4 separate regions of the Homo sapiens genome follow, and regions 1, 2 and 3 are each linked to region 4. The links are chromatin loops, found by intact Hi-C in ENCODE. Cell type or tissue: mammary epithelial cell. All regions are shown on one strand. Each heading gives the region's core, and the rest is flanking DNA. Links, peaks and the distances in the headings are about the cores only. Region 1 has its middle 24 kb from the start of HMGA2-AS2. Region 2 overlaps MSRB3 (methionine sulfoxide reductase B3). Region 3 has its middle 43 kb from the start of LLPH. Region 4 has its middle 4.3 kb from the start of LINC02425.

Region 1 (7,537 bases), core at 1,586-6,585, 63 kb after region 4:
TGAATGCCCTCACAAATGATATTAAAAACTTTAAAGGAAATTTTATTATTATTATTATTATTATACTTTAAGTTCTGGGATACATTTGCAGAACATGCAGGTCCGTTACATAAGTATACATGTAATTCTAATGCTATCCCTCCCCTGGCCCCCACCCATTGACAGGCCCCAGTGTGTGATGTTCCCCTCCCTGCGTCCATGTGTTCTCATTGTTCAACTCCCACTTATGAGTGAGAACATGCAGTGCTTGGTTTTCTGTTCCTGTGTTAGTTTGCTGAGAATGATGGTTTCCAGCTTCATCCATGTCCCTGCAAAGGACATGAACTCATCCTTTTTTATGGCTGCATAGTATTCCATGGTGTATATGTGCCACATTTCCTTTATCCAGTCTATCATTGATTGGCATTTTGGTTGGTTCCAAGTCTTTGCTGTTGTGAACAGTGCTACAACAAACATACGTGTGCATGTGTCTTTATAGTAGAATGATTTATAATCCTTTGGGTATGTACCCAGTAATGGTATTGCTGAGTCAAATGGTATTTCTGGTTCTAGATCCTTGAGGAATCGCCACACTGTCTTCCATAATGGTTGAACTAATTTACACTTCCACCAACAGTGTAAAAGCGTTCCTATTTCTCCACATCCTCTCCAGCATCTGTTGTTTCCTGACTTTTTAATGATAGCCATCCTAACTGTCATGAGATGGTATCTCATTGTGGTTTTCATTTGCATTTCTCTAATGACCAGTGATGATGAGCTTTTTTTCATATGTTTGTTGGCTGCGTAAGTATCTTCTTTTGAGAAGTGTCTGTTCCTATCCTTTGCTCACTTGTTGATGGGGTTGTTTGTTTCTTGTAAATTTGTTTTAGTTCCTTGTAGATTCTGGATATTAGCCCTTTGTCAGATGGATAGATTGCAAAAATTTTCTCCCATTCTGTAGGTTGCCTGTTCACTCTGATGGTAGTTTCTTTCGCTGTACATAAGCTCTTTAGTTTAATTAGATCCCATTTGTCAGTTTTGGCTTTTGTTGCCATTGCTTCTGGTGTTTTATGACATGATTGTATATTTAGAAAACCCCATCATCTCAGCCCAAAATCTCCTTAAGCTGATAAGCAAATTCAGTAAAGTCTCAGGATACAAAATCAATGTGCAAAGATCACAAGCATTCTTATACACCAATAACAGACAAACAGAGAGCCAAATCATGAGTGAACACCCATTCACAATTGCTACAAAGAGAATAAAATACCTAGGAATACAACTTATAAGGGATGTGAAGGACCTCTTCAAGGAGAACTGCAAACTACTGCTGAAGGAAATAAGACACAAACAAATGGAAAAACATTCCATGCTCATAGATAGGAAGAATCAAGATCGTGAAAATGGCCATACTGCCCAAAGTAATTTGTAGATTCAATGCTATCCCTATCAAGCTACCATTGACTTTCTTCACAGAATTAGAAAAAACTACTTTAAATTTCATATGGAACCAAAAAAGAGCCCATATAGACAAGACAATCCTAACCAAAAAGAACAAAGCTGGAGGCATCATGCTACCTGACTTCAAACTATACTACAAGACTACAGTAACCAAAACAGCATGGTACTGGTACCAAAACAGATATATAGAACAATGGAACAGAACAGAGGACTCAGATATAATGCCATACATCTACAATCATCTGATCTTTGGCAAACATAGGAAAAACAAGCAATGGGGAAAGGATTCCCTATTTAACAAATGGTTTTGGGAAAACTGGCTAGCCTTATGCAGAAAACTGAAACTGGACCCTTTCCTTACACCTTATACAAAAATTAACACAAGATGAATTAAAGACTTAAGCGTAAGACCTAAAACAATAAAAACCCTAGAAGAAAACCTAGGCAATACCATTCAGGACATTGGCATGAAAAGAAATTTTAAAGGTGGTTCTAAAATTTTAATCTGAGGCTAGTTGAAAGATAATTGTTTAAGGAGGTGTGACTGTCTGTGATCATTGAGAAATTGGGCAAGATTTCATTTTTTTATTTCAAGTTATGTGACAGGCTCAGAAACAACAAATCAAATAGAAAAGAATTCCTTGGAATGGACTCAAGGATATACAAATGAATAGTAAGAAGAAATAGAGAATGATTCTAGTTTGATGGTTTTATGTGTGAAGCTAGATTTTCAGTTAACATAACTCTAATGGAAAATGCATAAATCAGGATGCTATTAATCATGATTGTAGGAGGATTTTCATTGAATGATGTAAGATTAGACTCTGGCTCAATGTCCATTTCCATATGGCAGTTCTTCCTTCTGTAGGAAGAATACTTCTATGCAGAATGTCCTTTTGATTCAAATGGAGCTCCAGAGAAATATTTAGTTAAAAGCTGAAACCATGTCAGTTACAAATCTATATCTTGTTTTCCATTATGACCAGAATAATAGCACATTTTCTTACACTGATCCATGTGTCATGATACCTGATGTTTCATTTACTTTCTTCACTAGCTCTACTTTCTTTACTAGTCTCTGGCTAGGATTTTTAATTGTTATCACTGTTATTATTATTATTACTATATATGGTTAATTATGAATGACTTTGTATTATCTTAAATTTAAGAAAAGACATATCCTGCATATATGTAACTTAAAGTAATATTATACATATATATGCATATATATGGATATATGCATATATACACATCTACATGTATATATGTGTGTGTATGTATATGTGTGTGTATATATATATATATACACACACACACACACACACACATACTGAAATAAACAAGCTGTCTCATGAAACTCCACTGCTGCCTATGGGGTTGCTATTTTGTTATTTGTGGGTTTCAAACTTCAGTAGGTTCTGTTATCAGCCCAGGAGTTTCCTCATTTCTCTAACTTGGAAATATACTAGGAAGCTGTGCACACGTGAGATATGGCAGACCCTGAAAGGTCCCTCGATTCAGTACTCTTTCCTCTACAGGCTCTTAATCTAAATTCTCACCTCTGTGAACTAGTTCTGTTGTGTTTAAGCTTTGTGGACATCTTAGTATTACAGAATTATAGAATTTTAAATCTAGAAACAATATTAAAGGTCAGTCTATAGATAAGGAGATAAAGGTCAACCACCAAGCTCAGTCTATAGGTAAGGAGATGGGAACTCAGAGTTTGTCCAAGGTCTCAGCCTCTGAGAGTTGTAGAACCATGGCTAGAATAGGGTCTTCTGAAGGTCATTTTTATCGACTTTCACTGCGTTCCTGTATTTATTGATGCTTTAGTTTACGGCGTCATCAGGATTCTTCTGGGTGAAAGTGAGAGAAACCCAAATCTGACAAACTTCAAGAAAAGAAGGAACTTTATTAGCTCGTGTAACTGAAAACCTCCAGGCACAAAGAAATCCGGTGGCTTAAATAATGTCTTCAACACTTGGTCTGTCTCCAAATTTTGTCTCTGCTTTCCTCTGTGCTGGATTCATTGTCTGACAAGCTCATCCAATGCTGTGGCCACAGGCCTTCCTCCTCACCACCCTTCCTTCAGAAGCTACAGGCATGCAGTCTACCAGCTTCAAGTCTACCAGAGTGAGAAAGGCTGACTTTCCTACCAGTCCCAGAAAAGTGTGACATTAAACATCATGGGCTTGCCTTGGGTTGTGTGCCTCTGTTTGAACCAATCAGAGGGTCAAAATATATCCACTGGTCTGAACTAAGTCACATACCCTCCCCTGCCACCAGGGATTGGATGTCAGCTCCAGCTGAATCTTACAGGCTGAGAGTGAAGAGAGAAATCTCCTGAAGAAAAAAAAATTTCTGTTAGCAGAGGTAAAATAGATGCCGAGTAGTTCAGAGAAACAACTCTCTGTTCCCAGGGCACACTATACCTGAGACACTGTGTTAGGTGTTTGTCTATGGAGCATCTGTTGTCAATTCATTTGTTAAGCAGATACTTTTTCAGGGTGAACATGCTGGTAGAAAGTTGAACTCATACAAATGGGGCAGAGGAGGGATTACATTGGCTGTGTTGAAGAAGTGATGGGGTGGCAACAGAGAGAGGCTTGGAGTGCAGAGCTTTGCACAGGGGAGGGAAAGTAAGTTCTGAGTGAAGGTAAATAGGGTGTTGAAGGACAGGAGGGCTCTAGGAAAAGGCCAGGTGAGAGGATGCTAGAAAGAATCTGTCTGCTAAGTGCAGAGGAAACTGGGTATGGTTCATTTCATTCAAGCAGTTTTGGAAGAGCAACTGTGTTCCACCACTGTGCCAGGTGCTAGAAAGACAAAGGTGGCAAGACAGACCAGCTCTCATGCTCCACAGGGGCACATCACACAATTGGTTAATGACAACTGCAGTAATTGCTACCAGGGAGAATTCTAGGGTGTTACAAGAGAATATATTCAATATATTTTTGAATATATTCAGTATTCAACAATAGCAAAAATGGGATCAACTGAAGCATCTATCAACAGATGATTAAAGAAAATGCAGTGTATATATACAACCATAAAAAAGAATGAAATCATGTCTTTTGCACTAACATGAATGGAGCTTGAGGCCATTATTTTAAGTGAAACAACTCAGAAATAGGAAGTCAAATACCACATATTCTCACTTATAAGTGGGAGCTAAATAATGTGTACACGTGAACATAGAGTGTGGAATGATAGGCATAGGAGACTATAAAGGGTGGGGGGTGGATGATGAGAAACTACCTAATGGGTAAAATGTACATTATTCGGGTGATGGCTACACTAAAAGCTCAGACTTCACCACTATGTAACAAAATTGCACTTGTACCTCTTAAATTATACAAATGAAAAAAGAGAGAATATACACTAGGGCAGGGTCTCCAAACTTTTTGGCACTAGGAACTGGTTTCATGGAAGACAACTTTTCCACGGACCGGGATGTTGGGAGTGAGGGATGGTTTCTGGATGAAACTCTTCCATCTTAGATTCTCATAAGGAACGCACAACCTAGATCCCTTGCATGCATAGTTCATGATAGGGTTTGTGCTCCTGTGAGAATCTAATGCCACCGCTGATCTGACAGGAGGTGAAGCATGGGTGGAAGTGCTCCCTTGCCTGCCGCTCGCCTCCTGCTGTGCAGACCAGTTCTTAACAGGCCACAAACTACAAACTGGTAAAGGTTTGGTAATGGGGTCTGGCGACCCTTGTACTAGAGGACCCCACTGTATGTCAGAGTGGGGAGTAAGAAGGCAGAGAGGCTACCCTAGAGGGAGCAACATTTCAACTGAGATCTGAAGACTGAGGAGGAGGTTGGCCAGAGTGGAAGAGAGGCCGAGGAGGAAAAGAATTCCAAACAGGGGATACTAGAGCCTGGGAAAAAGTGCTCAAGTTTATTGGAAAGAGAAAGGTACATTCCAAGCCACTGTAAGGCAAGTGAGCACAAAGTAAGGAAGACTGAGAGAGCTCGGGCTCAAAAAGGAAGAAGGAGCCAGACTGTGTCAGGCCATTTGGGCCATAGGAAAGATTTTGAATTTTACTGAGACCATTAATTTTGTGATTGGATTTCTGTTGTTCAAAAGATGACACTGGCTATGGATAGAGAAAAAATTGAAGTGGGTAAGAGCACACGGAGCATAAAAATGCAGTGGTGCTTGAACTGTAGTAGTGGCAATGGTGACGAAGAGAAAGCAGACACATTCACGAGATATTTGAGGACCTTTTCTTGTAAAGATGACTTCTGTAATAGTTGGACGGGCAGTACAATATATCTTATGGATTTAGATAAGTTTCACATTTTCATTAGCTGGTTGAAATATAGGTTTTATTTTTCATGACGTGATTAAGTTGGCTGGGATTAGGCTAAACGTAATTGTTTTATGGCTAAATGTATCCCGTTGTAATAAATAATTACCATGTATCAGCCCACCTAATGCCTGATTTCAGAGACGAGGCCACAGGGAACTTCGACAAGCCTACAGATCTGAGGACTGGACTAAAGATAGAGGAATGGGACCTTAAACGTTACTGGTTTTGCAGAATGTTCTGAGTCTTACGGCCAGCTTATTTGCTGCAATTTCGAGAATCCCCTAAACACGATAGAGCTCATAGTCTCTTGATATGTATTCTTAGATTGCTAAATGGGATGAATAGCTAGGTTTAGGTGTTCCACAGTGCAACAGAATCATTCCAACTGAAGAGTACTGAAGACTTGGAGACTGCGCGTGCTGCTATTTCAGTGTTCCCTTTGAAAATATAACTTTGGAAAATCTGACTGAAGCTTGGGAAGCTAGGATTAACTATGTTAGGGATGTGTACCCAAGAGAAGGTTCATCCTGAGCAGCAATTGCATGCAATACTCTGTGGGTGTACACCAGTATAGAGGAGAGTGTGGGATCTGAGATTACATTATGGCTTTGCCATTTACTAGCTGTCTTCCCAAGTCAGTCACTTATGCTCTCTGAGCCTCAGTTAACCCATCTGTAAAATAAATAATAATAATACCTGCTATATTACTCACCATGGTGCTGAAGATGAAAAGAAAGAAAATTTGTGAAAGTGGTTTGTAAGCAAAAAACTGATGATGCAAAAAGAGTTGTCATTACTTGTCCCAGTCAAGATAGGCTAAATTGTTTCATGGTAAGAAACAGCAAACTCTCAGTGGCTCTAAATGAGGTGTCTTTATCCCCCTGCAAAGTCCACTGCCAGACCAACAATTCGCAGGGTATTTTATTTCCATTCACGTTCATGGTAAAGTCTGTGACATTCTTCAGCCTTGCTCACATTTGTCTCACCTCAGTTTCCGGCTGTTAAGTGAGAGTTGTTGGCTGTGCCATTGTAACAGGCAGCTGCTATCCTTCCTGTCTCCTGTATCTGTTTTCCCTTCTCCTGGATGTAGGCTTGGGCTTGTCTTTGGGGAGTCTCTCATTTCATATTTCACTTGGGGCTGGGCCTCCTCTCTTCCCTCCCTCTCACTTACTGAGGTCCGCCTTTATGGACTGGCTCTGGGGACAGACATGTGACCCACATCTGATCTAACCAATCACTGTTTTCTCCCCACTCCCACCCACTTCTGGCCAGAATGATTTTATAGTGATTGGCCTGAGATCCAAATTGGCCCAACAGTATTCAACTCCAAGATTTTGTTAGAAATATTGGAAAAAAATAAGGATCTTTCTTCAGAGTTTGCTAGACCAAGACGATGTGGGTCTGGGGCTTCCAGCAGCTACCCTGTCATCACTAGAAGATAACCTATCCAAGAATGAAGGCAAGATAGAGAAAAGCTGAACTATAGGTTATACACAGACTATAGTTCTGGCCACATCCTTGGGTCCCTGGATCAAGCCATACCTAAAGATCCACATCCTGGACTTCCTAGTTTATCAGCTACTACATATTTTGTTTTGTTTTGTTTTGTTTGGCTTAAGCCATTCTGCATTGGGTTTATGTCTTGTGCAACTGAAGGGATCCTGGCTAACACAGCCATTCATTTCTAGGGCAGGAGCTGCTAGCCTGCACTAGACTAAACTATCTGTATTTTAATATCAACTTTTTCTTTGTTTCATTGCATCCCTTGGAGCATTGCCAC
Region 2 (7,537 bases), core at 1,023-6,022, 730 kb after region 4:
TGAAACCCTTTAATCCATGACTGTCATATCTTGAAGAATACACTGTTAATTAATGTGGTTTCTATAAACATTTAGCCTCCCCTGTATTTGGCAAACCAATGTTACAAGAACTATGCTGGGTACTTTTACACATTGGAGCTTTTTCCAGAGGAAAACATCATTATGTATAATCTAAATAACCTCCATAGTCCACCTGTGATATGTACGGTATAGCATTGAAAAGGTTCTGCAAAGCACAAGAACTAGTGGTTGAGGTTCTCCCTCAAGGTCGTATACAATTCAACAGACAAACCTTGTCAGTTCTACAGTCTGAATCTCTCCCAATTACAATCTTTCTTTTCAACTCCACTGTAATGGCCACAGTCAAGTCTTCAGCACTTCACATGTCATTCCAGCCTCACACTCCTCCAGTACTCTTTATGGTGGCAGTGCAGGGGGATGTGGGGCTAGGGGGCATACTGAGAAGAGTGGTTGGGGCCTCTATACATTAAGCTTCATTAGCCCCTCATGTCACCATAAACAGACATAAGATCTACTTTTAAAAAAAGTGTATTTGCTATTTAAATATAGCTTCAAGACAAATACCTTACTCCTTCTAATCAGGTTGCCATCCCAGCCTCTCTCACAGAAACATCTGAAAAACCAGCACTGACCTCCTACCATACTAAATCAATAATCTTTGTAAAATGCAAATGAAGTCATGTGATTCCTGTTCATCTCCCCAAGACTTAAATTCCTTAAAACATCATATAAAGTGCTTCATGATTTGGCTACCTTTCCTTCCTTACCTCTTCTATTTGCCCTTGCACATCCAAACCAGCCATATGAATAACTGTATTTCTCTGAACATGCCTTGCTCTTTCAGGCCTTCATGTTTTCCCATGCTACTCCTTTTGTTAAAAACGGCCTCCCCACCACCCTGCTTAGAAACCAGGCTAACTGTGCTACCAGTCTGAGATTCAGCTCAAGCACCATATCCTCCATAATGCCCTCCTTAAACTTCAGAGATCTTCCCTTCCTTCCAACATTTCTTCTCCTAAAGAAAAGATCTAGGAACAACCTCCTCTGAATTACCATAACACACCAAGTATAAATACCTCTAGTCTAGTCAGGTCAACATATGATTTAATGGTCCTCACACAGTTCCATTTCCACCTTGTACTTGTTGAAAAAAATCAGCTTTACCTTATTTATCACTGTATCCTCACTGCTTAACACAATGCCTGGCATGCATAGTTAACATCTAATGAGTTGGAATTAAATTCCTTACACAATGTAGTGATAGATATGTACACTAATGGAAAAATGTAAATAATATTGATAATCACGCTCACAGAAGTAAAATATTTAGCCATTGTGGTTTTCATAATAAAATTAAAATATTAAGCTTATGATACAGGCGCATATAAAATTTTGGACTTTCATGCCTCACTTATTTAAATTCTTAAAATCACATTTTTAAAAAGTACAGTGGTTCTAATTTAAGAACCCACTGATGCATGCTATATTAGTTCTGTTTATTTGGCCATTGTTAAGTAGAACTTTCTTTCTTTTTAACTACAATAAATTGGTAACTTAATCATGCTAACATTGTTCATTTTCATTTTTTCCTAAAGGAATGACCACATGTGGAATGAAAAGCATTTTCATTATCCTTTAACAAGATGAATGTCCTATTTTGTGTGATTTGGGGCAGTTTCTTACTCAGACTGCCAGCCTCTTATGAACGTTATGATTTGCAGATGTGTAGTGTGCATTAAAGAACAAGAAGATATGAAATATTAGTGACAATTATACACTGGGCAAGGAAACTGGACAATGTTCCAAGGGTTGTAAGGATTGTGGAAATGAATGTTACTCAAAGTAGAGTGGTGATTTATAACCAATTTCCGTCTTCAAATTAGGGCCCAAGTAAAAGAAAATGAAATTTAGCAAAGCATGATGGTGTATCATTTCCTGCAGCAGAAACACCCAGTTGGCCCTGTGCCTTCACTATGTACAGTACAACAAGCAGCAACCTGAGGGAAGCCCACAGGCTCGAAGGGCTACTGGCTGGCTCTTTGTCACCAAATGCAGCAGGTTGAATGCAGACATCACTGTGATATCTTCACCAACAAAACGAGAAGCAAAGAACAGGGGCAAGAGCTGAGTAGGAGAAAAAACAAAAACAAAAATCAAATTAAAACATCACAAATATTAAACACATTCATTGCACAACTGATGGTTACAGTTTTATCTGGAACTGAACACATGCACATACTGCTAATAAATTTCAAACGCCTATTTTTCAGCCCGTGAGCTTACTTTCAATCTAGCTTTATTTGTACCTTAGAGGTAAAATACACACTACATGATAGCAGTGCAATCTGTGAACACAGTTTACAAGAGGTTGAGAAAAGAGAGGAAGTTTAAAAACAGTTGAAAGGAATTCACATTTACTGAGTTCATACCATGTGACAGGAACTGTCTGGAGCCTAATATACACGTTGTATCATTTAATTCTTACAATAAACCAAGGAGGTAGGTTTTATGCCCCAATACGTATGTGAAGAAACTGTGACTCAAAAGTCCAAGGGCACAAAGCAAATAACCAGTGGAAAAAGGACTAAAAAACCCTGCTATACTGACTGCAAAGCCATGTTCTTTCCTTACACCATGCTGCCTTCTTCCAGCAATTATTGGCAAATCTCCCTCCCTGGAGAAGACTATAAAATAATAAGATTAAGAGACACATTTTGTTAGAATTTCATTTTATAAAATAGAGACCCAGAAAACCTAAGGACAATTAAGGGACTTCACTTTCAAAACAGCGTTAAGTTCGAATAAAGCATGGCAAATATGAATTTTCATTTAATTATATGATTTATAATTTCTAGGTCAATCCTGTGAATAATATTCATGATTTAGTAATTCAAAAAGTGTAAAAATGTTTTTTAATGTCTTTGGAAATGAATTATGTGGAAGAATCTAAAAATTGTGTAGATATTAAACTTTAGAGAAAAGTTCAATTCTTAGGATTTTCTTAAAAGTTTTTTACAATATTTCAATTGGTAAAGATTAACTTTAAATGCAAATGGAAAATACTAGATTAATAAACTTCATATATGTTGTTTCAAATTAGCATTTTAAGTGACTTTAACCATTAAATGTCCAAAAATTAATATAAAATTAATGTCTTGTTCATTTCCTGACCACTTCCCCTGCTTCCCGCCCCAAAAAAAGTCTGTTCCGGACTCTTCTGACCTCCTTGAAGAACAAACATATAATAAACAGTAATATATTTTACTAAATCACTCTGGAGTATATCTGACAGAAATCTGCTTGTATTAACATGCCTGAACTCTGACTTCCCCAAACTAAACTCACTACAAGACTAAAACATTTTTGTGTTACTAACTGCAGACAAAGAGGAGGGAAAAGGAAGGTAAGTATCACAATGCACAGCCTGAAAGAACCATTAAACATAAATAAACATGTCATTTTCACGAGTGACTGCAGAGCAGGGAAAAGAGAGCATTCCTTTGGAGCAGACTACTGACTAATAAAAGATCAAAGGTCTATACCTCACAACACTATAAATAAAAATGTATTTTTTCCCTGTGACCCTTCTCTGTGAGGAATAAAGCACACACAGTAAATGTAATTACTTAGCAAAGCTGCAGTCTCACTGTGCTTCCACAGCTGACCATAAAACGTCTTCCTATTCTGTTTCATCAACTCCTGTACCAGGCAGCCTGGGCGCCTACCAACCACGGTGGCCATCTGGCTTATGTCAAAGCCAGCGCACAGGAAGAGAGGCAGTGATGTCACTCTGCAGGTCAGGGAAAGAACAAAGATGCATTCTACAATTAAAACCTGAGGGCCACAAATACCGGGAGCCCTCCAGCATGATATGACTGTGTGATTTAATATTCTGTTGCCTGTATTTCTACCCAAATAGCCAGGGCTCCATCTAGTGGCAAATTAGTTTTGCCCAGCTTTTTGAAAATAGACCCAGAAAGTACATACATTAGCACCAACAAAGTGGGGCAACTAAAATGACTACTTTTAGAGCAGTCTAGTCTTTCTATACTGAAGAATGCAAAAAGCACAATTTGTCACACTGTTCTCCATTTTCTAATCCTAAAAGAATGTGTTTCATAGGTTAGGATTTGATATTATCCGAATTATTTTAATGCCTGCATGGATAGTAGAAAAGGATTGAAGTTTGCAAAATGCATGCAAAGTAGCATTACTCATAAACCACTCTGAAAATATGTAGCTGAGACATAAAGTGAAAACCAGTTCTAAAGAATGGATGTATGCATCTGGATGCCTTGGTTACATCAAACTAATACTCATACTTCCACAGAACAAAAGAATCATAGTTAATATGGCTCTAACATGTATTTTTATACTGAAATGATTTAACAAAATTATTTTAGCTCATGTTTTCCACCTAATTAATGTTTGCGGTAAATAAAATAAAACACTTTAACAAACAGATCTAAAATACATATATTTGCATGAAAGATGGGATATCACAATGGATGTGTGTGATCCGTGAACACAGACCATCTGGGTTTGAATGCTGGTCATGCCCATAGCCAATTCTGTGACCTTGGACAACTTGCTTACCCTCTCGGGGCCTCAGTTTCCTCACTTATAAGATAATGATTAAATAAGTTAATTGGTTAAAAGTGCTTGGTACAACTCCTGGGACATAGTATATGCTCAGGAAATGTTAGCTATTATTATTTAAATATGCCAAATATTTGCTAGTTTTAAATGCATGAATTAGAAAATTGTAACAGTACATTTATATCCACTCCTTCTTAGAGTTAACAAGCTATTCTCCAAAGAATCCTATTTAGGCCAGAAAACCACTACTTGATAGGTTTCCACAGTAAATTATTCTAATGAAAACAAACAACAGAGAAATCCTAAAGATAACAGTTGACTGTGCACACAGCATGTGCCATGCACTGCTCTAAGCATTTCACATTTATTAGCCCTTTTAATCCCCACAACCTCATGAGGTATATACTATCATTTTCCCCTTTTTAGACACAGAGACTGAGGCATAGGGAGGTTAAGTAAATGGCCTAAGGTCTTACACTTAGTAAGGGGCAGGGACCTTAAGTAATTGGGTAATCTGATTGATACATGTGAACTCAGGACATTCACCTCCAAAGCCAGTGCTCTTGACCACTACACAACTGGCAATGAAAAGCCTTATGATGCACCAACCAACTCTAAATACTCTGATTCCATGTTTCCCCACTAGGTAGTATGACGAACATGTAATAAGGAAACTTAATTCAAGAAGATTACTTGATGGCCAGACGAGGTGGCTCACACTGTAATCCCAGCATTCTGGGAGGCTGAGGTGGGCAGATTACTTGAGGTCAGGAGTTCCAGACCAACCTGACCAACACGGCGAAACTAAAAGTACAAAAACTAACCAGGCATGGTGGTGGGCGCCTGCAATCCCAGCTACTCAGGAGGCTGAGGCAGGAGAATCGCTTGAACCTGGGAGGCAGAGATTACAGTGACCTGAGATTGCGTACTGCACTCCAGCCTGGGCAACAGAGAAAGACCCTGTCTCAAAAAAAAAAAAAAGAAAAATAACAAAAAAGAAGAAGATTACTTGAAGATTCTCTCCCTTGACATTCTCAGATTTCTAGACTTGATATTTCTAGTTCCACCACATGCAACTTCAACTGCTTTCAACTTCAACTTTTTCTTTAAATTCTTTGGAAATACCTTCACAATCTGTAAAGCTAACTCTATGTTAATCTACCAAAACTTCAAAATGTTGACAATGTACTTTTGAGGACCAAACAAACTAACAGCTACTTCCACTCTCAGATCACCTAAATTGAAGTTTCAATTCGGCAGCTTTCACCCGTTTGTATTCCCTGAACTGTCTGAGTGAAGGCCATTGCCAGAAACAATCCTAGTCCTGAAAGCAAAAGCTTAGCATTAAACACCCTGTAGAAATCAGCATTGAGCAAGGATCACCAGAAAATCCATAATTCTCCAAGTTTATTCTCAACTTCCTCACTTTCGCATTGCCTTTTATTCAATTAACTACATGGATGAATGACATTTACAGATAATCCATCCACCTCGGCCTCCCAAAGTGCTGGGATTACAGGCGTGAGCCACCATACCCAACCTAATCAACATGTTATTTTTTTAAAAGCCAGACAAGATGTCTCATGAATCTTCCTAATCTCCCAAAATATCTGGTAGATAATTTTGAAAATAGTGGGCATTTAAAAATACTGACTGCACAATACCTAATGAGCAGTATCACATTATGTGTTAAGAACAGAATTAGATTCCATAATTGTCTATAATTTCCTGCTTAAAACATTTTGATGATTCCCCCTTGTATATCACAGGGTTCTCCAAACCATGTTCTGAGAAACATAATATAGCCGCTCCTTCCACAAGTTTAGCAGTCAAATAGTCATGGAAATGCTAACCAATATAAAGGGTCTGAGAAGTCTTCAATAGATATGGCTGCTTAACTTCGTCTCAATTGGTGCCTCTGAAATGTTTCTCATCATACAAAACCCCTTTCTGTCCTATCACCCAGCCCCCAGAACACATTCTGATAAATCCTTCTGATAAAGCCCAAATTCCTAAACAAAGCATCTAAAGTATCTAAAGTTCTACACTCAGCTGCTGCTGAACTCTTCAGCCTTTTCCCTTGCCATACCTCTACAACCCACCGCACCCCACACTCCTGCCATACTAACATGGTGGTAATTTTTGTAATAGGTCAGCTGTTTCCTATTTTCACCTCCATGTCTTCGTTCCAGATCCTTACTATCTTTGCCACCACTTCCAACCTCCACCATTCCTAACGCCTCCAATTCTAGTCCCCAGTATAGCACCAAATACGCTATCACATCCCCTATAACAACTTTCAGGGCACTGATTTGCTTAGATCTCTCCCTCTTCTAGATTATAAACCCCTTAACGACAGTGACAGTGTCTTTTATCCCTGCATCCCAGTACCCGGCATTTATTTATTGAGTCATTCATTTATTGAGTGAAAGACTATGAAAATGACCGATTATATGTTCAGGATATGACTATATTGTTCAGGATCATCATTTCCAATGCTTCTATCTCTGCCATCTCAACTGCTAATAATGCTTAAAGGTAATAATTTGAATTAAAATATATTATAAAATTATTAGTTCCTATGAAGAGGTGGGAAGTTGCAAATGTAACCAGACTTGAAATCCAAAAATAATTCAAATGCCCTATTTTGGTCAAAAATCTCTACTTCTTCATCTCCCCCGTGAATTCTAACATCCAAAAATTTGATTAAAGTTAATCTGCTAGGGTTTTGTTTTATCTTTTTTCCCTTTTACTTTTTTCCCCGTAGTTGAACACTAATCTTCCAAAAAGAGATGGTATAAAAAGGAATCTAGAGAACTCACAAAGCTGATAATTAGCTCCAGAATAAATGAGCTGATTGTACTAGTAGTTTTAAAGTGTCAAACCTAAAGGTCGAATCCCTTCCCAATAAATGCCA
Region 3 (7,537 bases), core at 1,426-6,425, 53 kb before region 4:
CATGGGAGCTAAATGATAAGAATTTGGCATGGTGCAGTAGCTCATGCCTGTAATGCCAGCACTTCGGGAGGCCAAGGCAGTTGGATCACCTGAGGTCAGGAGCTCAAGACCAGCCTGGCCAACATGGCAAAACCCCATCTGTACTAAAAATACAAAAATTAGCCAGGTGTGGTGGCACACGCCTGTAATCCCAGCCACTTGGGAGGCTGAGGCAGGAGAATCACTTGAGCCTGGGAGGCAGAGGTTACAGTGAGCTGAGATCACACCACTGCACTCCAGCCTGGGCGACAGAGCAAGATTCCATCTCAAAAAAAAAAAAAAAGAAAAAGAAAAAGAAAAAAAGAATCTATGAACACAAAGAAGGCAACAACATACCTAGAGTCTACTTGAGGTGAGGTGGGAGGGTGGGAGGAGGGAGAGGAGCAGAAAAGATAGCTATTGGATCCTGGGCTTAATACCTTGGTGATGAAATAATCTGCACGACAAACCCCTGTGACACGTATTTATGTAACAGACCTTCACGTGTATCCCCAAATGTAAAATAAAAGTATAAAAAACACACACTACACAGATTATTTAATTCTCACAACAATATTGGGTGCCAAATACTACTAGGTTGGTGCAAAAGGAATTGTGGTTTTTGCCATTAAAAGTAATGCAAAATTGCAATTGCTTTTGCACCAACCTAATATTAAAACCTCAACTGCTTTTGCACCAACTTATTATTATATAGTAGAGAGGCCAGAAAGTCTCAATTTATGGACTAGGAAACTGAGGTAAAGAAAATGCTTTTGCAAGGTCACCCAGATGGTGATTCAGGGAGGTTTCACGGCGAGGCAGCCTAATCCTGGAGTTCAAGCTCTTACTCTCTTCTAAATACCAGACAGGTTCGATTTTTGTTATTACTGCTCTTTTATTTTTGTACTTCTCTTGGATTATGGAGCTGTCAGTTGCACTGGGAGTTGATTTCGAGCCAAGTAATGATACAGACAATGCTGAATAACAATTGCTTCTGAATTCTTTCAGGATATGGACCACTTACTGATACCCTGCGTCCATTCCCAGCTCTCAGACTAACATGCAACATCAGTACAAGGTGTGGAGGTACTGGTCAGACATTCAATTTTCAAAAAAGCTGCCTTTAAGGCACCTATTTCTTTTGTTACTAAGAATTTTTTTTTTCAAAAACAGTATTCATCTATGTGGCTTCCATTTTGTTTTTTAACCTCCCTGGGCCTCTTTTTATGAATCTGTATTCAGAAGGGTTGCACAAGATGTCTTATAATATTCCTTCCAGCTCTGACCTGCTGAGTTTCTCAATGACTGGATAATGATTTTATTATTTCGATTCCTCTCCAGGAATCTTCCTCTCCCAACCTGCCCTTTGGCATTTTCATTTTTTTCCCTCTTGAAATTGCGTCCCTTTCCCTCTTTCTCTATCTTTTCTCTGTTGATTTTTTTCCCTTATGGCTTTTCCTCACTTCCTTTTTTCCTTCCTCTTTCCTTCAACTTCCTTTCTCTGCCACTTTTTCTCTCTTGACTTCATCCCCTCACCTCCTCTCGTCTCTCTGATGATTTCTCTCTTTTCCCCTCTCTCTCTTCTCTGGATATTTTCTTCTCTCTTTCCCTTCATCACGCCTTTCTTTCTTTCATTGAACTCAACATGCCTTAATTTTCCTTTGCTGTACTCTTTAGATCCCAGCAGATCCTTGGAATATAACAGGAAATCAGTTACAGGAAATTCAGAACGTGTGGTACCTTTCTTTAGAAAAAGACCAATGAATGCTTGGAATAGCAGGAAGTTTAGGCACTGAATAGATTACCTTAGTTTCTCTGTGCTGTGCAGATAAGCTCATTGTTCTAACTCAATAGAGGCATTTTTTGTTTCCTGGATGTGCCATGTTTCTGGTGTTCTTCTAGAATCACTGGGCTCCTTCTTGTAGTAAAAACAGTACTTTCAAATTGTTAGCTTTATTTGGAAAACTTTAAAGATAATCTTTAAAAGCCCCAGGCTAAAACTCGCACCTCTATTATGTTCCTTTATCCAGTCAAATAGTTGCAAATTATATGAGCTGGATTTGGATCCTGAATGGACACAACAGAAGATGTCAATATTTTATCTTGTATTCTTTCTCTGAGCTTCACAAATCTGTTTTGTATCCCTTCATTTTTGGTTAAATTATTGAAGACATATCATTTTCTGAAAGTCTTCTTAGTCCAGATTTCTTAGGCAGAAAAACCGCCATCTTGTTTTGGATAATGAAACCTCCGTCTACCATACTGACATGTGAAGTATTAGTTGGTTTGTAGCAGTGTTTTCATCATCATCAAATCTTTCGGGACACATCCATTTTTTTCTATGTCTCTTTTCTGTGCCAACTGAAGTGAGACTGGCTCTTTAAGATAAAACAATGTTTGTGAACAACCTTTATTTTTTAAATCACTTATGCTTGTAGAATGTGTTGTTTAAAATTCTCTTTGGGGTCCAGGACTTTATGCTGTATGCTCTTGGAAACACCACGGTCTTTTCCAAGTTTCTATTCTTATTTCTCAGGGAGAGAGACTAATTGTTAAAATGATCAGTATGCTTCTGATATTGTTGCATAAGTCATGTGAATAGGGGCCCTGCTATGTTGCCCAATCTGCCCTCGAAATCCTGGGCTCAAGTGATCCTCCAGCCTCGGCCTCCCAAGTATCTGGGAAGACAGGCGCATGCCACTGTGCTGGGCTCATGTGAATATTTTTAAGGACATACAAATAAACCTGTGTTTGATGTAAAGGGTGAAGACATTATCTTTGATTCCCAATTTCTACCAATTTTTTTTTTTTTACATAAGCTTTTTTTAGCCACCTCAGGCAATCACAGCATTTCAAAGGGGCTAGCTTGATACTTGGTTGAAGAGGGACTCTATCCTCCTCTGAATCTTGGATTCTAGCCTCAACATACACATCAGGTTTGGAATTTAATTTAATTCTTGGAAAATGGTTTCTTCATAAATTTTTTTTAATAAAAAAGAGATTTTAGAAGTATGATCAGGTGGTCTCCACACAGAGACATACAGGACACTTCCTGATTTGTGGACAACCCCCTTGGGTAAAACGGCCATGATTGCTCAGTCCCCAGCTTCAACAACAACTGGGGCAGCTCTGAAACCCTCTGGCTGTGGCCGAGGTGGACTCACCTTCAAAAGCGTCAAGGCCGGTGGGAGCTCTGAACTCAGAGCAGCTCCACAGGGGGCTGGGCAGGATGATAAATGGATTCGTTATTGTTGTGTGGAATGTCCACAAGAACCCTTTTGCACCTGAGACACAGAAAACATTAAAGGGGCCGGGCGGCACAAGCTTGGCTTCTGAAAGATAAAATACCATAAAATGAGCATGCAGTCATTGGGCAGATCATGAAGGAGGAAGGCATTGGACCTGCTCTCCAGGAAGGGACCTCAAGAGAGAACTTGCCAAAAAATCTCTTGGGAAGGTGCACATCTTCTGCAGCCTGCAGTAACCTCCTGGCTTCTGCAGGGCAGAAAGGAGGCCTCTTTTTTCAGAGAGATGGCTGTGTTGGCACCAACACACAACCCCTTCCCTCGTTTCTCATGGGCATCACTTTACTGGGAATGCTGTATGCTCCCAGGATGGTATTTCCATGAAGACATAGTTGGCCAGTCGTGCTCCCTATCCTCAACCTGATACTCAGACAGTCCCAGACAGAGCAAGGCATCGGGTTGCAGTTACACAGCAATCTGATGTGACAGGGCAGTACGCAGCTCAGGCCTCGTGTCATTAGAAACATCGCTGTTCAACGAGGCTCGGTGGCTCACGCCTGTAATCCCAGCACTTTGGGAGGCTGAGGCGGGTGGATCACCTGAGGTCAGGAATTCAAGACCAGCCTGGCCAACATGGTGAAACCCGGTCTCTACTAAAAATACAAAAATTAGCCAGGCATGGTGGCACACGCCTGTAATCCCAACTACTCAGGAGGCTGAGGCAGGATAATCGCTTGAACCCAGGAGGCGGAGGTTGTCATGAGCAGAGATCACGCCATTGCACTCCAGCCTGGGGGACAGAGCAAGATTCTGTCAAAAAAAAAAAAAAAAAAAAGAAGAAAGAAAGATCGCTGTTCAAAAACAAAATGCCTTCTCATTCTAATAAAACTCAACAATCTGGATGTCCTTCTCTGAAAAAGGAAATCAACACAGATGGCATTATCTTAAAATTGGGCCACCATTGAAGCTGTGGATCAGTGGCAACATGGAGTTTGGTTCCTACCGAAAACAAAACTGTCCCAATCCAGAGTCGGCCAGTAGATGGCACCCTGAGCATCTGACATAAAATCTAAGGCTGAGAATATTTATCTTCACCAAAGCGCTTCTCAAAACATTAAGCAAAACTTTGACTGAAACGCAACCGTATTTGGACAAGCAGGTTTATTTTACTTTAGTGCTGTGTTATTAGAAACATACATATGTGTGTGTATATATTTTACTATCAAACCCTAAAGTTATGGAAAATATCCTTGATGGTTAGGATGGACTGTAAACTTTTACAGTATTATTTGCAGGCAGATTTTTCAATTTCTTATTTAAGCCAGCTTTTTCTTAATATGAGGTTTAGTGGTTATGTGTCATACCAATGCTCAGGAAAACTCAGGAGAATATTTTTGGTTATCTAAATACCCCTGTGAAAGAAACGCACTCATAGGAAGAAAGAGAAATGCAGTGCGATACTTTGTGTGTTTTTAAAGAACAACTGAAATAAATGTTTCTATTTTGCTATATGCATCTATGTGGAATTATGTACACAAACACGTACAGCAAGATCAAGATGAGAAGATATATGGATATAGTTTAGTATAGGAATGCCACTCTATCTCAGATTCCAGCCCACACTCAAACCTAAAGGTTTTAGAGTAGGGAATAACTCTTAGAATTTAGTGATAGATATAGTATTTGGAAGATAAGCAATCCTTTAACCAAAAAAAACCATTGCCTTGAGTGGAAAGTCTGAACAAAACCTTCCACTGTCTCTGTGTGGATATTTTCTCACTGGGTAAGTGGTCAAAGAAGATGTGGTGGAGTACAAACAAAAACTAAAGGACAGATTGGAAGATCAGAGACTCAAGTTGCATGACAAAACTATTTGAGACTGAAGCAAAACTGAGGACCAATAATCAGAAGAACATTAAGGAGAGACATGAAGCAAAATTGGGGACCAATAATCAGAAGAATATTAATGAGAGATAGCAAAGTTCCAGAGGTACACATAAGAGGAGAAACTGGGAACACTCAAGACTCAAAACTAAAGGCACACACAACTTGTGGGCAGAACAAGATGAGCTTCCTGGGATGAATGTGTTTTGCTTGTAATTTTGCTCCCTTTGAAGGTGCAAGGGCTCCCTCAAGGATGCCTCTTTGCCCTTCTCAAGGGCACTCTTTCTTTTTGTATGCAGCGACTGACAGACTTACTGATCTCTTTGTAATCACAAATATTGACTCCCATTATTTATTCAGAGTTTATTTCATTGCTAGCTTTGACACTTGACACAGAGTTATATCTTGCAGATGGTGAAATAAATACTCATTCTTTGAGGTAACTGGATATCAAAGGGAAGTAGAAGTCCTCGGAATGTCCAGAGAGGGTGAGCAGGTGTTGGGTGTCTGTGGGAATTTCAATTATTTGAGTTGCAAGTTGGTTTGGGAAACTCCTTCAAGAAGTTGAGTGGCAGGTAAGGACAGGCTGGTGAAATCCTGGTCAACAGATTTCACCCAAGTCCTGTTGTTAGCAGCGATGGAGTCTCTAGTGTCAGTAGGAGTGCTGACCTATGGGGGAAAGTGCCCTTGTATATGGCATTGGGACACAGATTCAAATGTCCTCAGCTTTAGGAGTCTGTATCATCCTTTCCTGGGGCAGCCATGTTTTCATGAGCTCATTGGCCTTCCTGGCGCACAAGGATGAAAATAGTAAAAAGGAGGCCAAAAACAAAGCCATATTGACCTCAGTTGAATTCCAAAAATGAGGAGAAAGAAGTGTTAAAGTTTGCCAAATGGAAACAGAAACTAGTCTGTGGGAAAAGCAGTTTTATTTTCAGACTTCCAAATAGATCTTTCAAATGGCAAACCATAAAAACTAAATATGAACACTATTGAGGAATTGCCTGAAATACACAAAAAGGGCCCACGCCATTGTTCCAGCAAACAGTTAATCATGAGACCAATATATTGCTGTAGTGTCCCCAGGAATGTTTAAGACTTTTAAAAGGAGAAAGCACAGGGAGAAAAATATGCCTAATGGCTGCTAAATGACAAAAACAAGCTAAGTCTGATTCTCCCCACCTCACAGGGGAGTTAAAAGTATTGGAAAGCCTGGGAGTTTCCTCAGTTCATTCAACAAGGAATATTATTGTCTAGTGCTATCTTGTATTCAAGCTGGTTTTGAGTTGTTGCTCCCATACGTCCTGTGTGATTTTCAGCAAGTTGCTTAACCTCTCTGAGCCTTAGTTTGACAACTGTATCTATCTTAAAGATTAAGGCATGTTAGTAATGAACATAGAAATATTATTAATATTACTAAATATTTATTGAATGCCTACTATATTCTAAACACAGCTCACTTTTTAAAAAGTCCATAAGTATTTACATCCTAGATGCTGATTCAGGGCTTTGTATCATAGGGAAGTTATTTTCCTCAAAGGCTGAGAAAACCAATATGCCAGAGTTAATTTGTAGGGTCCACTAATGACAGGTTATTCTTCCTTTGGTAAAAACATTTAAAAGTAAAGGGTTTGTTTGTTTGTTTGTTTGTTTGAGACAGGGTCTTGATGCATTGCCCTGGCTGGAGTGCAGTGGTGTGATCATAGCTCACTACAACCTGGAACTCCTGGACTCAAGTGATCTTCCCACCTCAGCTTCCTGAGTAGCTAGGATTACAGGTGTGCACCACCATGTGGCAGGCTAATTTTTTTATTGTAGAGATGGGGTCTTGCTATATTGCTCATGCTGGTCTCAAACTCCTGGCCTCAGGCCATCCTCTCACCCAAGCTTCCCAAAGTGTGGGGATTACAGGTGTTAGCCACTGCACCCAGCCTGGATTATTATTATTATTATTTTAAAGAGTAAGAAAGAGAGAGACATATTGTTGGACTTTCCTTATATGCTTTTTGTTATCTTCTAAATTTTCTTCTGGATCCATTCCTCCTACATTCTGAAACAAATTGCCTTATAGGCACAAATAGCTATTGGGGACTGTGGTCCAGCATCCTATAATGGAACTGCTCCTTAAAATGATTGTATTTGGCTGCTCAACATTTGCCAGCCACTGCCTTAAATCACAGAACAGATCAATGTCTGTTGTATTTTTTTGACTTGGCTTTCTACTCCAGTCAACAGAAATAATTCATTCTTTGAGAGACAAAGAGAGAGATTCAAACTAAAGTCAGATAAGATATTGCTACTTAACAGAGTGCATTCCATGTTGGCACATAGACAGCTTTTCCCTCATGCGGCCTTACTTGTACACCAACTATTAGAAATAGCTAGAAAAA
Region 4 (7,537 bases), core at 1,393-6,392:
AAGCCATGCAACATATGTGTAACTGGAGTCTTACAAATGTGATGTGGGTGAAACAGAAACACTATTTGAAGAAGTGGCTGAAAATTATACAAATTTTATTAAAAATGTAAACTCATAGATTCAAAAGGCTCAACAAACTCCGAACAGCAGTAATATAAAAAAATCACACTAAGGCACATCATAGTTAAATTTCTGAAATTAATGCCAAAAAGAAAATCTAAATCACAGCCAGGGAGAAAAAGATACGTTATGTACAGAGATATAAACTTGAGAATTATAGCAGGCTTCTCGTCATAAACCATGCAGGCCTAAAGACAATGGAAGGTCATCTTTTAAGTGCTGGAGAAAAACAAAAATCTGCCAGCCTGGAATTCTATACCTACTGAAGATTTTTTTAAAAGATAAAGGCAAAATAAAATTTTTTTCAGGTCAATAAAAGGCGTGTGATCGTTAAGAAATGTTAAATGTTCTTTTAGCAGAAAGAAAATGATACTAGATGGGAATTTGGACCTACAGAAAGAGATGAAGAGCACTTAAATGGTAAATATGTGAGTAAATATTTTAAAAATGGGGTTTCCCCTCATTTTTCATCTCTTTTGCATTTATTCATCCTTCTAGGAAGAAATCCCATGCTTCTTTACCACCTCTTCTTAGGTCAGGAGTGACAAACTCAACTCTCTACACAGGCTTAGATTGATAAGGTAAATGAGTAAAGTCTGTGTATGCTTATAAGGAATAGTGGAAACAGTCGCAAACTGTAGAGTGCATGTCTCATTTAAAAGGAGTATCCATTACTCAACTTCAGCTTCTAGTTGCTGGGAGGGAATTGAGCCAAACTCTTCCTTTATTTAAATGTAGCAATTAATTTAAATCAACCAAAACCCAAAACTCCATGGACTATAGTCAGCTGTTGGGCCACTAGGGTGCAATTACAATTTTAGGTATTCTTCACTTGTGCCCCTCGTAATCTCAGAGCACTGGAGAAAGGTTTAAGAGTTAAGCACTTTGACCAAAATTTTGGTGGAGTACTCTGTATTTGCATCAAAAATAATTTGGTTTACTTTGTTTAATTCAGTTGATAAGTTTATGCTATTATCCCTAATGTAAAAAAGTTCTGTAAGAGTCACATGTGTGTTAAAGCAATGTGGTACTTTGGTAGCTACAGCCTTACTTCAGTGCCTTTATTTTCGTAATAGATGAAGAAACCACAAAGCATGTCCCGCAGCTTCCCTAGGAATACCTCTCTTAATGTAATTTCACAGCGATGCATCTGTCACTGGGAAATTTTCTGTCTGAACATGAATGATGAAGGTATAGGTAGGGATCTTTCTTTTTTTTTTCTTACAGTCCTTACAGGTCTTTTTTTTTTTTTTTTAAACACCTATTATGCCATGAATTCATAGGGAATAGTTTCCAGCAGCTCAGGCTCCTTCCCATTGGTTCTCACAAAGTGTGCTTCTCTGGGTGGAGCAGACTGGGGCTTCAGTCGAACCCAGGTACCTTTCTCTTTGTCTTCTTTCTTTTTCTGATCATTTTCCTTCTCGCGTTTCAGGAAGCCATCTCGGCTTTTAGAGTGCTTAATGTGCTCAATATGCACGTTAATTCTCTTGACAAGAATCTTGCCCTTAACTTGTTTGTTTACAACAATGCCAACAGCATGCTGGGTAACTGTAGACTCTTCCAGTTTTGCCATGGTGACACTTGTGGGGCATTCCTTTTTGAAAAGTACCCATTCTCTTACATCTACAATATCACCTTTCTTATAGATTCGCATATATGTGGCCAAAGGAACAACTCCATGTTTTCTAAAAGGCCTAGAGAACATATATTGGGTGCCTGTCTTCTTTCCCTTTGTATTCGTCATTTTGGTGAATTACTGGAAGATGGTGGTTCCGGCCGAAAGGGGGATCTTTCTTTTTATTCCTTCCCAGGCTTACTTTTCTTCCCACTTCCTCCACCTACTCCTATCCCTCCACCCTGGACTTCACTTCATTCTGCGCACCTCGTCTCACCATTAAAAAATCAAATCGACAGATCAATGTTTTGGAAGCTGCCCCAATGCTCAAATGAGTAAAAATAAAATATTGATGGCGATCAACATATTGAATTCTTTATTATGTCCCAGGTAAATGACATCATGTCACTTAATGCTCACAATAATCTGATACAAGAGTACTTAAAACAATCTCCATTTCACAGATAAAAACACTGAAGCTCAAGGTTTCACAGCTCATAGGTTCTGAAATCGGACTTTGTGTTCTTACTTTCTACATCCTTGCTCCTCAAAGTATTGTCAACTGAAAGTTTACTAGAAAGGTAGTATCTCAGGCCTCACCCCAGACAACTGAGTCAGAACCTGCATTTCAGCAAGATCTCCAGGTTATTCATGGGCACATTCAAGTTTGAGAAGTCCTGTTCCACACTGCACCACCTCTTTCTGGGTGTGCCTCCTGATAGTGCCCATCCACCACTTGCCTGGAAGCCCCAACACACTTCCCAGTGTGCCCAACTTTCTCTCAAGAGTGATTTATGCAGCAAGCCTTTGCTGGTGGAATTCCATTGTGTTGACTTAAACACTCACCCCGAGATCCCTCCCTTCTTCCTACTCTCAATCCATCATCATGTCTCATTTTCTATTTTTGGACACAGCTCAGGGACATGAAGAGGGAGGGCCGGGCTTGCGGCACTGGAGGGTTGCCTGACCAATAATTTCTCCTAGTGGCTGCTTCTGGCCCCGTGTGGGCCATAGAACAGTGCTATGGGTGGGAAAGCAGGAGAAGCTTCATAGGAAATACCCGTCAAGCAAAACCTTTGGCAGAACTGAAGCCATGGAAGTTGTTATGGGTACAGAGGTCCATGGATGCTGGCAACTTTATTAAAGCTTATTTTCACACTGATATCACTCACAAGCAAAAGTCTGACCACTACATGCACTTTCGAATGAGTCCAAAAGTCTGTGGAACTGAGTTATTATAAAAATGGGTTCTCAAAATACTGTATAAAGTCAAAGTTGTTGGATAGTCAATGAAAAATAATTTTTTCAGTTAAAATAGCTCATACGCATTGGCTTTGAAATGGCAGAGGTGACAAAGGATGGTCTTATGATGTCATTCCAAGGCCCATGATGATAATAAACTATTTACTTATTTTTTCTTCTTTTCAAGAGGTACGGTGTCTCCAAGCTCTCTCCTTGCCATTTCTCTCTTTAGAAACCTTTTGTATTCATCACCCGGCTTTGGTGGGGGTCTAAGTTAAGCAGAAAAGGCTGCTGTAGAGAGATGAGAGGAATTCTTTTCTCCTGAGACATGGCCAGTTGGGGCAGAATGCTGGTGCAGAGACCAAGCTTTCTGCCAACAGAATAGAGCGTGGAACTGTAACATACTCTTTAATGTTGTTGTAACTTTATTTTCCACTTTAAAGTAATAGAAATTCTTCCTAGAAATAATGCTGTTTAGTAAAGACAGCATGGCATAGCTGACTAAAGCCATATCTTTGAGCACTTGCCAACCTTTGTAGTAAAGGGACATTTTTCATGAGCCTCCTGCATTCACAACATCAGGAAATGATGGAAATGTCTTTATCATAGAATCAAAGTGCTCAAAGGGGGCGCTGTAAGATCATTCATTTTACATATTTTGTTCTTCAAAGACAGGCAGACATCCTAATTTTTTACAGAGATGAGAGGCAGTGAGGTATAATGAAAAGAATAAGGCTTTAGGCTGATGCCAATCTTGAAATGCATCTTAATTCTATTATTTATTAACAAGACTTTGGGGGAATTGTTCAACTTTTCTGATTTTTAATATTCTTATATTTAAAAATAAGAAAAAGGACACTTTTGTCTTTTGATCCTGAAAACATGCCTGCAAGTTGATTGTAAGATAGTGAAACAATGGATTTAATATAAAAGGGGCAAGGGATCCTGTTTTGATATAAGTCTTGCTTTTTAGACACAATAGTTGAATGATTAGAATTCTAGCATCTCCCACACATTCTCTAATTTTATTTTTCTTTGTAACCGAATGTGTAGTCAACATGCTTAAGTGAGCGCCTGGCTGAGGTTAGAGACATCACTTTTAATATGTCTAATAATTATTATTCTTTTCTGTATTATATTAAGTTCATGATACTCCTGTTACTAGTATTTAAACCTTTATTATTCTATTTTCATAATTTTTAATAGAAAAATTATGACAAATTACAGTAAAATATTCAAATAATTGCACCAATATTAATCTTTGTTTGGATCACTGAATTCATAGAAGTTATTTCATAAGGGTAGTTATTGTTAATTACTGTTGTTACAAACAAATTCCAAATTTCACTGATTTAGTTTAATTTTTTTTCTCATAAAAAGTCCAGTCCAGTGGACTTTGGGAGGCTGAGGCAGGAGGATCACTTGAGTCCAGGAGTTCAAGGCCAGCCTGGACAACATAGCAAGACCCTGTCTCTACAAAAAATTAAAACATTTCCCAGCCATGGTGGCACACACCTGTAGTCCCTGCTACTTGAGGCTGAGGTGGGAGGATCACTTGAGGCCAGGAGGTAGAGGCTGCAGTGAACCATGACCATGCCACTGTACTCCAGCCTGGGCAGCAGAGGAAGACCCTGTCTCTAATCTATAGATTAGATAGATAGATAGAGAGATAGAGAGATGATAGATAGATAGATAGATAGATAGATAGATAGATAGATAGATAGAGAGATAGAGAGAGAGAGAGATAGATAATGAGAGAGAGAGAGTCCACTGGGGCTGATCTTGCTTGGGCAGCTCTTCTTTAAGTTGCCAGACTCAGGTGTCCTGGCATCTTCCCTCAGAGACTCTGTTATCCATCAGAGCCTCCCTGGGAGGCCTGTGCTGGGTCTGCTTTATTCAGCAGCCAATGAGCAAAGAGAGGGATTCTCACATCCCCTCCCCATCCCCTTCCTCCTCTTCCCTCTCCCTCCCCCTCCCCGTATCCTCCTCCTCCTCCTCCTTCTTCTTCTTCTTCTTCCTTTTGAGACAGGGTCTGACTCTGTCACCCAAGCTAGAGTGCAATGGCACAATCAGGGCTCACTGCAGCCTCCATCTCCTGTACTCAAGAAATCCTCCCACCTCAGCCTCCCCAGTAGCTGGGACTGCAAGTGCATGCCACCATGCCTGGCTAATTTTTGTATTTTTTGTAAAGATGGGGTTTTGTCACATTGCCCAGGCTGGTCTTGAACTCCTGGGCTCAAAGGATCCGCTCACCTCAGCCTCCCAAAGTGCTGGGATTACAGGTGTGAGCCACCATGCCGGCCTCTCATGGGTCTTTTTAAGGGCCAGGGCTAGAAGTACACACTTGACACTTTCTTACACTTCATTGGCCATCAATTGTCACAATATGCCATCTAGATGCAAAATGACTGGGAGATGTAGTTTTTCCATGTGCCCAGGGGAGAAACTAAATGGTTTGGTGAATCCACAGCATTGTCTGTCTAGAAGCAAGGCTGTCAAACTGAATTATTAGCCAGCCAGCAGCCACCAGGGCCCTCAAAAAGTTTATTCATCAAAACTGATGTATAAAAGCGTGGTTTTAGTATGTAGTAAGCAGTGTATAGCTGTCCACACATGATATATGGAAGTTGAATGCATGACAATTGGAGATTATCTGTACGTCTTGTTGCACAGAGTTAATGCCTATTGCTGAGTTGCTGCAAAGAGTCAGTAAGATATTTATGTGAAAATGCCTAGCACAGAGTTAGTATTAACATGCTGTTCCCTGAGCTTTTTTTAAAAAAACTAGATTCTTGGCTGGGCATGGTGGCTTATGCTTGTAATCCCAGAGCTTTGGGAGGCTGAGGCAGGAGGATCACTTGAGCCCTGGAGTTCAAAGCTGCCGTGAGCTAAGATTGCACCATTGTACTCTAGCATAGGTGACAGAGCAAGACTTTGTGTCTAAAAAAAAAAAAGAAAACCCAGAAAAGGATTCTTCCACAGTATCCTTTAATAAACTCATCTGGTGATGAATGGGTTCCAGCTAGAGTCTGCAACTTCTTATACATTGCCAAAATTGATTTTTCTACAGTTTAATCACATTTATTTTGAATGATTCTCATAGAAACGGTAAAACATCTGATCATCACTCTTCTTATACTACTCCATCAATGTCAAAGCCATCTGGCCATCTGTAAGCCTTTTCTTCTTTTGACTCATTTAAAACTTTTTTGATATGTCTATCAGTTTTCACATATGACTCAACGTACATTAACTGCTATTTTCTTGAGGCTTTTTATGTGTGAAAACTGGGAGATTATAGTAGTTTCCTACCTGAGAAACTTGCCATTGACTTTTATTTCCCATTCAAAAATGAATATTTATTTCTCCATTGCTCTCCATCAGTTAAGAATGTGTTTGTGTGAAAATACCTCAGGAAAACAAAGATTGCTTCACAAAATTCAGAATGTTAATTTATCCCAGTGGGCTACTGCTATTGGAAAGTTATCAGCCATATCATCAGAACCAAAGGTTTTAAAAGAAGTAATTTTATATCAAGAACGTATGAGTGTTACCTTATCCTTCCCTTTAATCTTGTTTTCATCTTAAAAGTAGAGTTTTCCAAAACCTACTGTCTTCTGGGCATAAATCAGAATTTTCCTGAGCCTTCCTTCCTGATGTGCACCTAGAATTCAGATCCTCATGAATCAGCAGCCACCTCATAATGTGAATGCTCAAGAACAGAATGAGGAACAATGTTCTCCCAGGTCTGGTCTGAATTTGGGAGGGCTGACTTGCCTAATTTTAGAGGTGTTGTGCCCAAGAGGAATGGAGGCCGGGTTTCCTTGCTTCTTTACCAATCTACTTATCGGTTTCCTGTTCAACTCCCTTCCTTTGCTTAGTAGGTTTCTAGGTATTCTCATTTATTAATGTTAAAAATACCTTTTCAGATGAATTACTCATTTACACATCCAAATTAAGGTTTTCATTTCCCAGTTTTATCACAGCTGGCATAATGAACCATGTCAAGTTTTTAAACTATATTGTGACAACATTTAAACTCGTTATGCTTTGCCTGTGGATGTAATTAAGACAGTGTGTTTGGTATCAGTTTATTCTTAAAAAGCAAAGTAAAAGCAGATGAGGTGTATTTATAGACTCATCAGCCAATGAATGGATGAAAGAGAAAAAGAAATTAATGGGGAAATGTCAGCCAGAATAGAGGAGGGACCCACTGAGAAGTTCATTTCCAGACCAACTATTTGGAATTTAGTCCAAAGACAGCTGTCCCTTGATTTACAGTAGGGGAAAAAAATGACATTGTAAGACTATTGGGCCTCAAGTTAAGAAGCAGGCAAAGAGTAACATACTTCAAATAAACTTCTGCAGTTGGGATGGGGGCCCAAGCACAATGCTTACAGTCAGGACCCTATCTGGAGGTGCATGCCTTCCTACAAAGAGTGGGGCTTAGAAAAATCTGGGAAAGAAGGAAAATCTGTAGGAAACATAGAAGATTTGGAACTTGGTCCTGGCCACTTGAAAGCTGTTTTGATTTGAAGCCAAAGCCCCTAGGGAGTGGGG

Evidence for each region. Peaks named below come from ENCODE experiments on the same cell type or tissue, not always from the same donor. Only the 100,000 strongest peaks of a DNase experiment are listed, where the experiment ranks them.
Region 1: it touches region 4 in a loop (2.4-fold over the local background); 3 of 110 quality-filtered maps call a loop at or near these places.
Region 2: a loop joins it to region 4, with 4 times the contacts of the local background. A loop is called at or near these places in 8 of 110 quality-filtered maps.
Region 3: it touches region 4 in a loop (4-fold over the local background); 10 of 110 quality-filtered maps call a loop at or near these places.

Annotation. Positions count from the first base shown.
Region 1 is chr12:65,968,500-65,976,036 of GRCh38, reverse strand. No RefSeq gene overlaps it. Among named protein-coding and RNA genes, the nearest start is that of HMGA2-AS2, 24 kb to the right of the region's middle. In mammary epithelial cell, for the core only: no CTCF peak of the experiment used is centred there; no DNase peak of the experiment used is centred there.
Region 2 is chr12:65,303,137-65,310,673 of GRCh38, reverse strand. It overlaps MSRB3 (methionine sulfoxide reductase B3), which reads right to left. Exons shown (of 7, transcript NM_001031679.3): 2 at 2,019-2,145. The coding sequence starts at 2,094. Among named protein-coding and RNA genes, the nearest start is that of MSRB3, 28 kb to the right of the region's middle. In mammary epithelial cell, for the core only: a CTCF peak has its summit at 3,957 (motif pointing left); DNase peaks (open chromatin) are centred at 3,403 and 3,843; H3K4me3 peaks cover 733 bases; H3K27ac peaks cover 2,698 bases.
Region 3 is chr12:66,084,330-66,091,866 of GRCh38, reverse strand. No RefSeq gene overlaps it. Among named protein-coding and RNA genes, the nearest start is that of LLPH, 43 kb to the left of the region's middle. In mammary epithelial cell, for the core only: a CTCF peak has its summit at 4,303 (motif pointing right); a DNase peak (open chromatin) is centred at 4,306.
Region 4 is chr12:66,031,562-66,039,098 of GRCh38, reverse strand. It overlaps the pseudogene RPL21P18. Among named protein-coding and RNA genes, the nearest start is that of LINC02425, 4.3 kb to the right of the region's middle. In mammary epithelial cell, for the core only: a CTCF peak has its summit at 3,610; DNase peaks (open chromatin) are centred at 2,498 and 3,598; H3K27ac peaks cover 1,158 bases.